Linked DNA regions of Homo sapiens: region 1 is linked to region 2. Evidence: chromatin loops called from intact Hi-C (ENCODE). Cell type or tissue: gastrocnemius medialis. All regions are shown on one strand. Links, peaks and the distances in the headings refer to the core of each region. The heading gives the core; the rest is flanking DNA. Region 1 holds the start of LOC148696 (a long non-coding RNA gene). Region 2 overlaps PFKFB2 (6-phosphofructo-2-kinase/fructose-2,6-biphosphatase 2).

Region 1 (5,373 bases), core at 55-5,054, 760 kb after region 2:
GGCTGGAGGGAGCAGCCCACACTGGACTTACCTGGGAGGCAGAGAGCGGTTAAATCCTATTTCCTTGCTGCATCCAGTTTCCAGTAAGCAGCCTGGTGATGATTCACTGACAAGACTGGGGTCATGTCGCATCAGTCAGCACTTGTGGTCACAAAACCACAAAAATTGGTGGCTCAACAGCACCTATGAGAGGAAAGAGGGGAATATCCAACCCACCCTGCCCTGAACCAGCCAACACAACATGCTCACCCACCACCAAAACTCCTCCAGAGGACAGCTGAGCCCTCTCTGCCCAACTGGAGCCAGATCTCCAGAAACCCCAAATGGGTAAGGATGAAGAGTAGACACAGACCCAGGATGCCAGTCACTGTGTTTGCCCTCATATATCCTAAAGAAAATCAAAGGGAGGAGGAAGTGGTGGAGGAAGGCAGGGAATGCAAGAGGTCCGAAAGAAGGAAGAGAGAGGTCAAAAGACATCCTTAGGCAAAGCATGGCAAACAGGAAACCAGGAAGAGAAAGCGGAGGCAGGGCTCAACTGTACCCTCAGCCATGTCACATGCCCCTAGCTTCTCTCCCTCTAAGCTCAATATCCATCGCAGAGCTATTAGCCCTTCCTGGCCCTCATCCCACATCAGCACCTTCATCTAGCACGACCTTTCAATCTATCAGCATCTGCAATACAGGAGGAAAGTAAGCAGCCCTGAACCAGACAGACAGACACACACACACACACACACACACACACACACACACACACACACACCCCTTCCCAGAATAAAAGGCCCTTGGAGATGGCTCATGCTCTCTAGGTTCTGGTTCTCTGATAGAAGTGCTCCACTCCCACAGGGGAGGGCAGACACGTCTGATAAGAATTGCTTAGCACAATGCTATATATAGTCTAGGTTCCTACCAGCCTGGAGATGTGGAGCTAGAACTTGGCAGAGAACCATGCTAGGTGCTGGCAAGGACCATCCTCCCACTGCCAGCCAATGGGGAGCCTCACTTCCCGGCTGGGGGCCGTGAGGGCACACAGGGTCCTTCCAGGCAGCCCATTAACACTCCACACTGAGGGACACAGGCTGTTGGCTCCATTTTAGGGAAAATCAACTTCTCCCAAATGTGAGGGGGATGTGTGGGGGCTGAACAGCAAATTCTAGCTTCTCTGCAGCTATCCAGTAGCATGAGAAAATCAATCTAGTCCTCTCTTCTGGAGGACTAAGGGTGGGGTGTGTGGGAGAAGAATGGAGAAGGCATAGCAGGTGGCTGGGCTCAATAAACATCTACCCATTTCTGATGTTCGAAGAAATAAAGGAATGTAAAAGAATGCAGATGAATACTTACTGCAGAGAGCGGGGCTGCCAGGCATCTCCTTTTTTTGTTCCAAATACATGCAAGTGAGCCACTCTATCCGGCAGTATGACGGCTGTCTCCGGCACACTGGCACCATCCTCAGCTGAGCCTGAGTCGCCAAGAGGTTGTCACCCACTCACAGAGCAAGCTGCACTCTCCTGAGTCCTCTATGAGGAAGAAGAGAAAGGAAGATAGGTGGGCTCAGCTCACAGAGCCAACCAAGCAATGAATCCAGCAGATCCCAACCAGGGGCCCATCTGGGTTAGTATGTGGCTCTGGGATGATGACCCTTAGCTGTTGCCCGCCATCCAATGAAAGACGCAAGACAATGTTGGGCAAAATGACATGGGACCTATGTCCTGGAGAAAGGCCAGTAACAGAAGATGCAGGGTCTGATGAAGGAGGGTCTGTTTACCACCTCTTTCAGAAAATGAACCTGAGAGACCACAGAGCTGCCTGAAGCCCGAAATCCAGGCTCTTATCATATACACAGCTTGGGACAAAGAAAATGAGACACGAAAGGTTCCAACGTCCATATACATACAATCTTTTTAGGTCAAGCTGCTCTCTACTCGGGTGCAAAACATGACATGAAGCGGCTGTGTCTGCCTTTGCACTCTGAGTGGGGATGGCTGGCTCCCACCCCCTGCCCTGCTTAACTCTCTCATGTGACCTCGGTCACATCTCCCTGCCCTGCTCTGGCTCCCAAGGCCCAGGAGCCACTCCTACCAGAGATCCCAAATGAGTCACCCTGGGAGGTCCTTGGAGAGAAGAGGAGGTGCTCAGTGACAAATGTCACTGCTAGCATCATCCGCGGGAAAGCATGAGACTGAAAAATAGTACCCAGTGAAAGGAGGGAGGGGGCTGCGGCCAAGTTGTCCCTCATCCTCATAAGCAATTGTTTGTCCCTCTGCCCCACGCTCCAGCAGAGGGGGTAGAGAAGAGAAAGGGGAGGACGGTTTGTCCGCATTCAGTGGCAGTGGAGGTGCATCTTCTCTCTCGGTCGCAAGAAGGTGGGGTGGGGTGGGGCGGGGCGGGGCGGGGCGGGGCGGGGCGGGGCGGGGCGGGGCGGGGCGGGACGGGACGGGACGGGGCGGGACGGGGCGGGGCAGGGCGGGGGGATCACGCGCCTATAGCGCAAAGCTGCGGTATGGAGAAAAGCCTAGAACCCACAGCCGCCATGATGACGCAAACAAAATTAAAAGGGTCAAGAACTCAAGGCCCACTGTTTCACCTAAGAAGAAAAGGAAGAAGATGAAGGGGAGAAGAGAAGCTCTGATTTGGGTCAATATGGAAAGGGGAGGCTGACGCAGGCTGCCCAAGAGCCAGCCTTTAGCTTAGTGACGGTGATGCGGATCCGCCATCTTGAAGCGCCGCCCGGCAGAGGACTCTCAAGACGCCACAGCCCCACCACGGCCACTTCTCCCAAGGTACAGGTGCGCCCGCATTCACTGAGGTCGGCCTGGCCCACCCCTACCCCAAGAAGCGAATCGCCCTTCATTCAAGGCAATGACCAGCAAGACTATCACAAAGAGAACCACGGTGAAAAATCCCAAAGGGCTTTCTGGGCCCTGGGAAGATGTCTGTCATCTGGGACTAGTGGGAAGAACTCAAAAAGTGACCCTATTTGCCAAGCTCATCTAATAACACATACAGCTGTTATTTTCTTTTCAGACTCTAAAATGCAAGGGTTCCCAGAGCCCTGCTGAGTTACCTGGTGTCGCTCCCATCCTGATGCCCGGGCGGTGGCCGCCTTCTCTGTCCAGCCCTCCCTGAAAATGACCCCAGGCTAAGGATCAGCTCAGAGCCCCGAGCTGTTTTTGTAGCTTTCATGTTGACAGAACATCCTGGCCACTCTGCTGAGAGCTCCATCTCCCGGCTCCCGATACACTGAGTCATCTTCCAAAGAGGAAAAAAAACAACAAAGCAGCCGTCACCAGGGTCCCCATTGCCGTCGACTGACGACTCACTGGCTGTCGTCACACTCTGCTCCGCGGCCCCCGAATTGGTAACGAGGGGCTTCAGGGTGCCCAGCTCCCCTCCCGTGGGACTCAGCAGCGTCAGGGAAGCAGGCAGCCACTGCTGAGATTCAGAAAGAAGGGAAACTAACCTGGCATCAAAAGGCTCCCAGGAAAGCTCACTGACCCTCCCTCTGCCGTCACCAGCCCCCACCACTCAGATGCCATGGCATGTTCCTGATGCAGAAGTAAAGGGGTATTTATGGCAGGTGGGGGACAGTACACCTTGCAGGCTTGAAGGGCGTAACGCCTAGGTTACCTCCTCTGCGCCCCTGCTGTGATACCACTTAGGGCACAGGAGCTCCTGTCTCCCCCATTTCTTCTCTAGCCCCCTGCTATGCTCCCATTTTAAGTCCCTGATAAACCACTGGGTAGGGATGGGAACCTATTTGCTGCCAATATATTAGGCATTTCTGTATAACAGTTGTAGTAGCTCCATCTCACTGAAAACTTAAATCATATGACTTGTCTAAAGTCACTCAGCTAAGAAGAAGGATCACAATGAAAACCTAGGTCTGTTCAAGTCCAGTGTCTCTGCTCCCTGCTCTCTAATTCTGGAGCTTATTCTGGCTTTGAAGATGCTGTATCCCACTCCACCTCTCCCTCCTCTTGTACGAGGAAGGCAACCAGGATAACTGAGTCAGTTAATCCATCAATTTCAGCTACAAGAAAAAAGCCATCATCTTGAGTGAACCTGACCACAAAGGAAGAGGAGAAAGTTAATGACAGTGTCAAGGAACAGCTGAGGGACCCAGACCATGGACACAAGATTGACCACCCAAACTCCCTCAGAGCATTAGGGACTTACAAAATTCCTTAAATAGACAAATTTTGGGGATCTACTTCATAACAGCCATCTTGTAAACACCAGTAATTCAGAGAGGAAAAATGTAAAGGCTTTGGAAGACCAGGGCTCTAGTCATGACCAGGCCACTTACTAGACATGGGATGCTCCCCACAGGGCTGTGGAAAGGAGTAAATGAAGTAACTGCAGGGAAAGTGTATAACATGGTATCTGTCAAACAGAAGGCACCAAATAGGTATTTGTTTTCCTTCTCCTTTCTCTAGCCTCCCTCCTGGAGCTCCCAATCTGATAGGTGACATAAGACTTATACACAAATAATCATAACACAACAAAAGTACCATAAAAAGGGACAGACTGTATGGAAGTTTGGCTGAAAGGGCAGGGGTGGTTATGAGAACTGCTTCTTGCCAAGGAAATCAGGAGAGGTCCACGGAGAAAGTGAGACTGCCACAGGTGGATGCAGAGGAGAAGAGGCATGGAAAACATCACTGGTGAAAACAGATAGGAAAAGGAAGTTGCCTGGTTTTGTTGGAACCTATGGTCCACCAAAAGAAACTGAGAGAGGTAAGACTGTACAGGAAACCTAAGGCCAGTTACGGCCAGCATTGAGCATCACGCTAAAGGGAAGGAATTTTACTCTGGGAATTATGAGAAACCATTTTAAGTTTCTGAGCAAGAAAGACAAGATGGCCGCTGCACGCAGAAGGGCCTGGAGAGAGGGGGAACGGGCAGCGGGGAGCCTCACAAGAGGACTACAGCTGGAACCATGGCACTGGCAGGGGGCATGGAGGAGAAAGAGAAGAAAAACAGTAAGCAGGCAGGACCATCCGAACAGATCCTCAAAGCTGCCATGGACCTCACTTCCCTGTCCCCACAGGGAGGCTGCTGGAGACAGAGCCTATTTGGGGAACACAAACCACGGGTCTGACACGTCTGAGATGAGCTGCCGAGCCTCTGCCTCCACTCTCATTCAGACACTCAGCTTTTCCGAACTACTCCAAGCACCAGGCTGATGAGGACATGGGAAACCCACGCTCTGGCAAAGCCGGGCCCAGGTGTTGAACCCCTACCCAGACGCCTTCCACCTGAATCCCCACCCAGGACTGTGTCCAAGGGTGGGACTAGGCGGCTCTGCCCCTAGAGCCACCTTCATTGCGGCAGCCACCACTGTGCCTGCCTCTGCTGTGCTTTTGCCCCCCC
Region 2 (5,373 bases), core at 100-5,099:
TCCTGGCTAACATGGTGAAACCCCGTCTCTACTAAAAATACAAAAAAACTACAAAAAAAAAAAAAAAAAAAAAAAAAACTAGCCGGGCATGGTGGCGGGCGCCTGTAGTCCCAGCTACTCGGGAAGCTGAGGCAGGAGAATGGCTTGAACCCGGGAGGCGGAGCTTGCAGTGAGCCGAGATCGCGCCACTGCACTACAGCCTGGGTGACAAAGTGAGACTCCATCTCAGGGGGAAAAAAAAAAAGCAGAAATGGAGAAATCTACATGCTTTTTTTTTTTCTTTTTAATTTTTTTTTTTGAGTAGTTCTGGAACAGACAAATTCTTCCATGTACCTTTCCCTAAATACAAAAGCAATGTATGTTCATAAAAAATTCAAACTACAGAAAGGATTTAGAAAGCGAAAAGTAAAAGACTCCTGTTTCTTCCAAATTTGATTCTTTTAGACATCTTATTCTGGTATATCCTATTAATAAAGGTAGGTTCATATTGTTCATATTCTGTTCAGCTGCCATTTCCTTTTTTATTTTTTTAAATAAGTTACTGTCTTGTGGACATCCTTTTAATGTTGATAAATGCAGATTTACCTCATTCTGCATTGTATGGATATGCCAGCTTTCCACGGATAGGTATTTAAATTGTTTCCAGTTTTTCATCATCACAAAGAGTGCTGCAGTGACCATTCTTACACGTACACCTTTGCACATTTGTGACAGCAACTTTTCCTACAGAAATAATAGAAAAGATAGACACATTGGAAATGTTCATCAGTATTACTAATTTGCTCTCCTAAGAAGTTCTATATTGTAAGCTGTTTTCAATATTTTAAGATATTTGATGGAAATTGGGCAGCATCAACTATAGCCATAGTGGTTAACTGAAACATCAGCTTTCTTAGTGTTTGACCGTAGTTATACGAACTTGGTTATTTCATGCCTGTCAACTGGCAGGAGATAATCAGCAGTTCTGACTTCTGATGAATAAAGATAAAATGTCACTAATGAAACATGCTTTATGGGCAGCATATTTCTAAATATTAGGCCTCTTTAGAGCCAATAAAAGAAGACGTCCTGGGTCCTGAAAAGGCTGGGAACCATTGCTCTCCTAGACCATCCTTCAGGATTAGAATGGAGAGCAAGTTGTGTTTACCGTGAGGGAACCTTTGTCAAGTGCTGACATGAGGCACAGGAGCTGGCAGCTGGGACTGAATGGGCAGTCATGAGATCAGGAGACTGGTCAGAACCCTGACCTTGACTGTCTATTGTGGGACCATGGGCAAAGCTCTTAATTTCTCCAGGCTTGAGTTTTTCCATTTACACGAGGGAAGTTATCAAGTCCTCATTTTTTTTGTAAATCTTTTTTTTAAAATACATTTATTTATTTATTTTGAGACCGGGTTATGAGACTGGCTAATTTTTATATTTTTAGTAGAGATAGTGTTTCACCATGTTGCCAAGGCTGGTCTCAAACTCCTGGGTTCAGGCGATCCACCCAACTTGGCCTCCCAAAGTGAGGATTACAGGCATAAGCCACTGCGCCCAGCCTCAAGTCTTCATTTTATCTAAGCAAGTTTATGAAAGGAAAATGAGTTTAAGTTTAAGAAAAGGAGTTGAACCTGGCTTAAAGAAGGTGGAAGAGAATTTCAGGATTGAAACAGTTTTCCATTGTCTATCAAGAGATGGGTTACATTGTCTCTGAAATTAATCAGGTGGCAGTGGCAGGTGGTTTTGTTTTTTAACAGGCAGGACAGAATGTTCCTACTTTTGCCAGTGTGGTAATTTGAGATAGGAAGTGTGGTTTAGTTTTGTACTCCAGAAAATGAGAAGCCCTGGTTGTAGCAGGTGTGCTTAAGTGTATTCTGGACAGAGGCGAGAGGTGCGTTGCTGGAGGGCTCTTGGGAGGTCCCAGTGGATGCAGTTTTTTGTTGTTGTTGTTCTTAGCATTCTCTGTCCACATGGGTAAACAAGAGCAGCTGGTTCCCTGGTTGCCTTCAGAGCAGCTCCCAAGTATCAGTTCATTTTAAACTTTAGGGAGGGTAATAGGACCTTCGGGGGAAGTGCCTAATGGGCTGGAAGGTGCGGACAAAGCAGGCCTAGAAGTGCAGGTAATGAGCCAAATCATGGGGGATTGAGAGCAGGCATTGAGCCGAGCTGGAGAAAGTGAAGACTCAGGGGATTTTACTACTTAAACCTGAGACAGCTGATCCCATGCAGAGGCTATCTGCTTGTTAGGGGCCAGTGATCAGGGATTAATGCCAGCTGAGGCTTCAGGGTACAGTTTGCTTGCCTTTAAGCTCCCTATTTGAACACAGATGAAAATCACTTATGTTGCTCCTTTACCTACCTTGGAGGGGCTCCTGCTGAGACTCAGGAATTTTCCATGTGTGCAGTGGGTAAAGGACTAAAAGCCAAGCCCTCTGACCCCAGGTCTGGGCCTCCATTTCTCCCTCCTCACCACTAGGGTCACTCTGAGTACTTCTTGCCAAACACCCTTAGGAAACTTTTCCTTCCGAGGGTGGTTCTCTACCTGGGCCCCTCCTCCCACTTCTCCATTGAGATCTTTCTACATTTATTTCTCAAAAAATGAAAGTCATATTTCCCATCCAAGTACCTCCATTTTACAGAACTGTTTCTTAATCTTACAAGGTCCCTTAGTACCAGGCAGAGGGGCAGCCGCAACTTGCAGGGCACCTTCTGGGAAGCAGTGGTGGGAAGTGGGAGGTGAAGGTGTTTCTTCCTTTTTCCCCCATCCTGTGCAGGGCCTTCCCTCATTGGAGCCGGCAGAGCCTGAGCTATCCCAGATGACCTCAGTGTGGTTTTTGGCCCCGGGACAGTGGCTGGCAGCAGTTCAGGTCCTTCTCCCACCTCTCCTCTGCAGCAAGATGGGCCGGGAGGAGCCAGCCCCTGTGAGCAAAGTGATGAGGAACCTCTTTTTATGGAGAAAAGCTGCAAGGAAGCACAAGATCTGTGTTCTAGTGCCAGCTGTACCCTTGACTCATTATGTGTCCCTAGACAAGTCACCTGTCCCCTGAACATGTAGTTTGCCCTGCCTGTCCAGTGAGACTTATCTCTGCAAATGAGCATTCCTGAAGTAAGTTAATTTACTAAGGAAGGGTAGACTGAGGACTGTTAATGCTTCTCAATTGTCTTGCTTTTACGTGGGCCATGGTGGCAGATTGGCCCTGATGCCCTTTGTGGGCTGGCTCTACCCTGAAGCTTCCTGAGGTCTATTCAGAATGTGTATCAAGTAAGCTTTGCCAACTCAATCTCACTATGGTTTAGAAATTCTGGCTTAAAGAGGAGCTCATGACCTGAGTGAAAAGGCCAAAACAGCTTGAGGCAGGGCTTTTTGCAGTGGGCAAGCTAATTCTTGCCCATGGTTCTGAAGGGATGAGTGGGATCCTGGAGACAGAAACTCTGTTGGACCTATTATAGGAGCCAGCTCAGTTCTGCACTGGTAGAATCTCCAAGCATTAGACCTTCCTTCACAGCTCTGTCATTTTTATATTTCTAGGCATTCTTATGTTAAGGATGATGTCATTGTTACTTTTCTTTCTTTCTTTCTTTTTTTGAGACGAAGTCTTGCTCTGTCGCCCAGGCTGGAGTGCAGTGACGGGATCATGGCTCACTGCAACCTTGAACTCCTGAGCTCAAGCAATCCTCCTGAGTAGCTGGGACTATAGGTGCACACTCCCACATCTGGCTAAGTTAAATATATATATCTATATATCTATATATCTATATATATCTATATCTTAAATATTATATATTTAAGATATATATAAATATCTTAAATATATATATTTTATATATATCTTTATATATATCTTTATATATCTTTATATATATCTTTATATATATCTATATATCTTTATATATATCTTTATATATATCTTTATATATATTTATATATATCTTTATATATATATATATATATATATATATATATATATATTTTAAGAGACAAGGGTCTCTCTATGTTGCCCAGGCTTATCTTGAACTCCTGGCCTCAAGTGATCCTCCCACCTCATTCTCCCAAATTGATGGGATTACAGGCATGAGCTGTCATGTCTGGCTGCAGCATGGTTATTTTCTTTCTTAGCCTTGCTACTTTTTTCCTCTTTCCACCTTGGGTACTGCAGTGAAGACCTCAGACATGTGGGAAAGACGTATCTTGGTTTGGGCATTTTCTGGAAGCCTGCATAACCTTTTAACTCTATTTCAGGAGGCCTGCCTGATATCTCCTTATTTGTCTTCCCAGACTTGCTGAACCTTTGCTCCACAGGTTTATGAAGATAAAATGAGATTATGACTATGAAGTTCGTAGCTCAGTGTATAAACCTTACTAGACCCCAGCGGGGCTGGGCGCCTCACGCCTGTAATCCCAGCACTTTGGGAGGCTGAGGTGGGTGGATCATGAGGTCAAGAAATTGAGACCATCCTGGCCAACATGGTGAAACCCCATCTCTACTGAAAATACAAAAATTAGCTGGGCATGGTGGAGGGCGCCTGTAGTCCCAGGTATTCGGAAGGCTGAGGCGGGAGAATCACTTGAACCTGGGAGGCGGAGGTTGCAATGAGCTGAGATCACGCCACTGTACTCCAGCCTGGTGACAGAGTGAGACTCCGTCTCAAAAAAACAAACACCAAAAAACCTTACTAGGACTCTAGTCATTTCGTTTTATTTTGTTTCATTTCCTTCTAGCATGGGCCTCCTACATGACCAACTCCCCGACTCTGATCGTTATGATTGGTTTGCCAGCCCGGGGTAAAACCTACGTGTCCAAGAAACTAACACGCTACCTCAACTGGATTGGAGTCCCCACCAAAGGTAAGTGTGGCTCATTCCCTAGGAAAGACAATTATTAGTTCCTGGGCCTCACAGGTCTCTGGGAGACTTATTCTTCCTGGCATCAATGCTATAGGGTGCTTTTGGCAGAAATAGCAGTTGCTTTCTGGTTTACTGGAGTTATTCTCTATTCCCAGACTTGTCTCCTCCTGGCGTGGGTGGATTGGCCTAGTTTTGAGGGAATGCCTTTGATAGGACTGTTAAGATTTAGATGAGCATAGGGCTGTACCTTTTCAGAAGCCTTACATGGACATCATCTTATATAACCCTAGCAGTGTCTCTGTGAAATAGACAGAGTGGCTGAGGAAATTGAAACCTCAGACAGCTTAAGACTTGTCCAAGGTCTAGAAAGTCAGGGCTTGAACCCAACTCTTTTGACTCTTAATCTGATATTGTTCCCAACCTACCATGCTGCCGCTTTTTTCATCCCCTTGGTCACTCCGACATTAGGCCAAGAAACAAGTCCCATTTGGTGGGGCCATCATATTATTTTGCTGCTGAAGGATTTGGGTGTCTTCTACAGTGTT

What was found. A loop is a pair of places that touch in the nucleus more often than their neighbours do. Peaks named below come from ENCODE experiments on the same cell type or tissue, not always from the same donor. Only the 100,000 strongest peaks of a DNase experiment are listed, where the experiment ranks them.
Region 1: it touches region 2 in a loop (8-fold over the local background); 2 of 110 quality-filtered maps call a loop at or near these places.

Annotation. Positions count from the first base shown.
Region 1 is chr1:207,815,898-207,821,270 of GRCh38, forward strand. It overlaps MIR29B2CHG (MIR29B2 and MIR29C host gene), which reads right to left. Exons shown (of 6, transcript NR_135299.1): 2 at 3,065-3,249; 3 at 1,342-1,517; 4 at 32-183. It overlaps LOC148696 (a long non-coding RNA gene), which reads left to right and starts at 2,482. Exons shown (of 1, transcript NR_026817.1): 1 at 2,482-5,373. RefSeq lists a silencer at 3,067-3,361. In gastrocnemius medialis, for the core only: no CTCF peak of the experiment used is centred there; DNase peaks (open chromatin) are centred at 609, 944, 2,074, 3,244 and 1 weaker place; H3K4me3 peaks cover 4,783 bases; H3K27ac peaks cover 5,000 bases.
Region 2 is chr1:207,057,251-207,062,623 of GRCh38, forward strand. PFKFB2 (6-phosphofructo-2-kinase/fructose-2,6-biphosphatase 2) reads left to right here. Exons shown (of 15, transcript NM_006212.2): 3 at 4,703-4,828; 4 at 5,370-5,373. Among named protein-coding and RNA genes, the nearest start is that of PFKFB2, 6.7 kb to the left of the region's middle. In gastrocnemius medialis, for the core only: a CTCF peak has its summit at 2,458; DNase peaks (open chromatin) are centred at 1,191, 1,771 and 2,978; H3K27ac peaks cover 4,820 bases.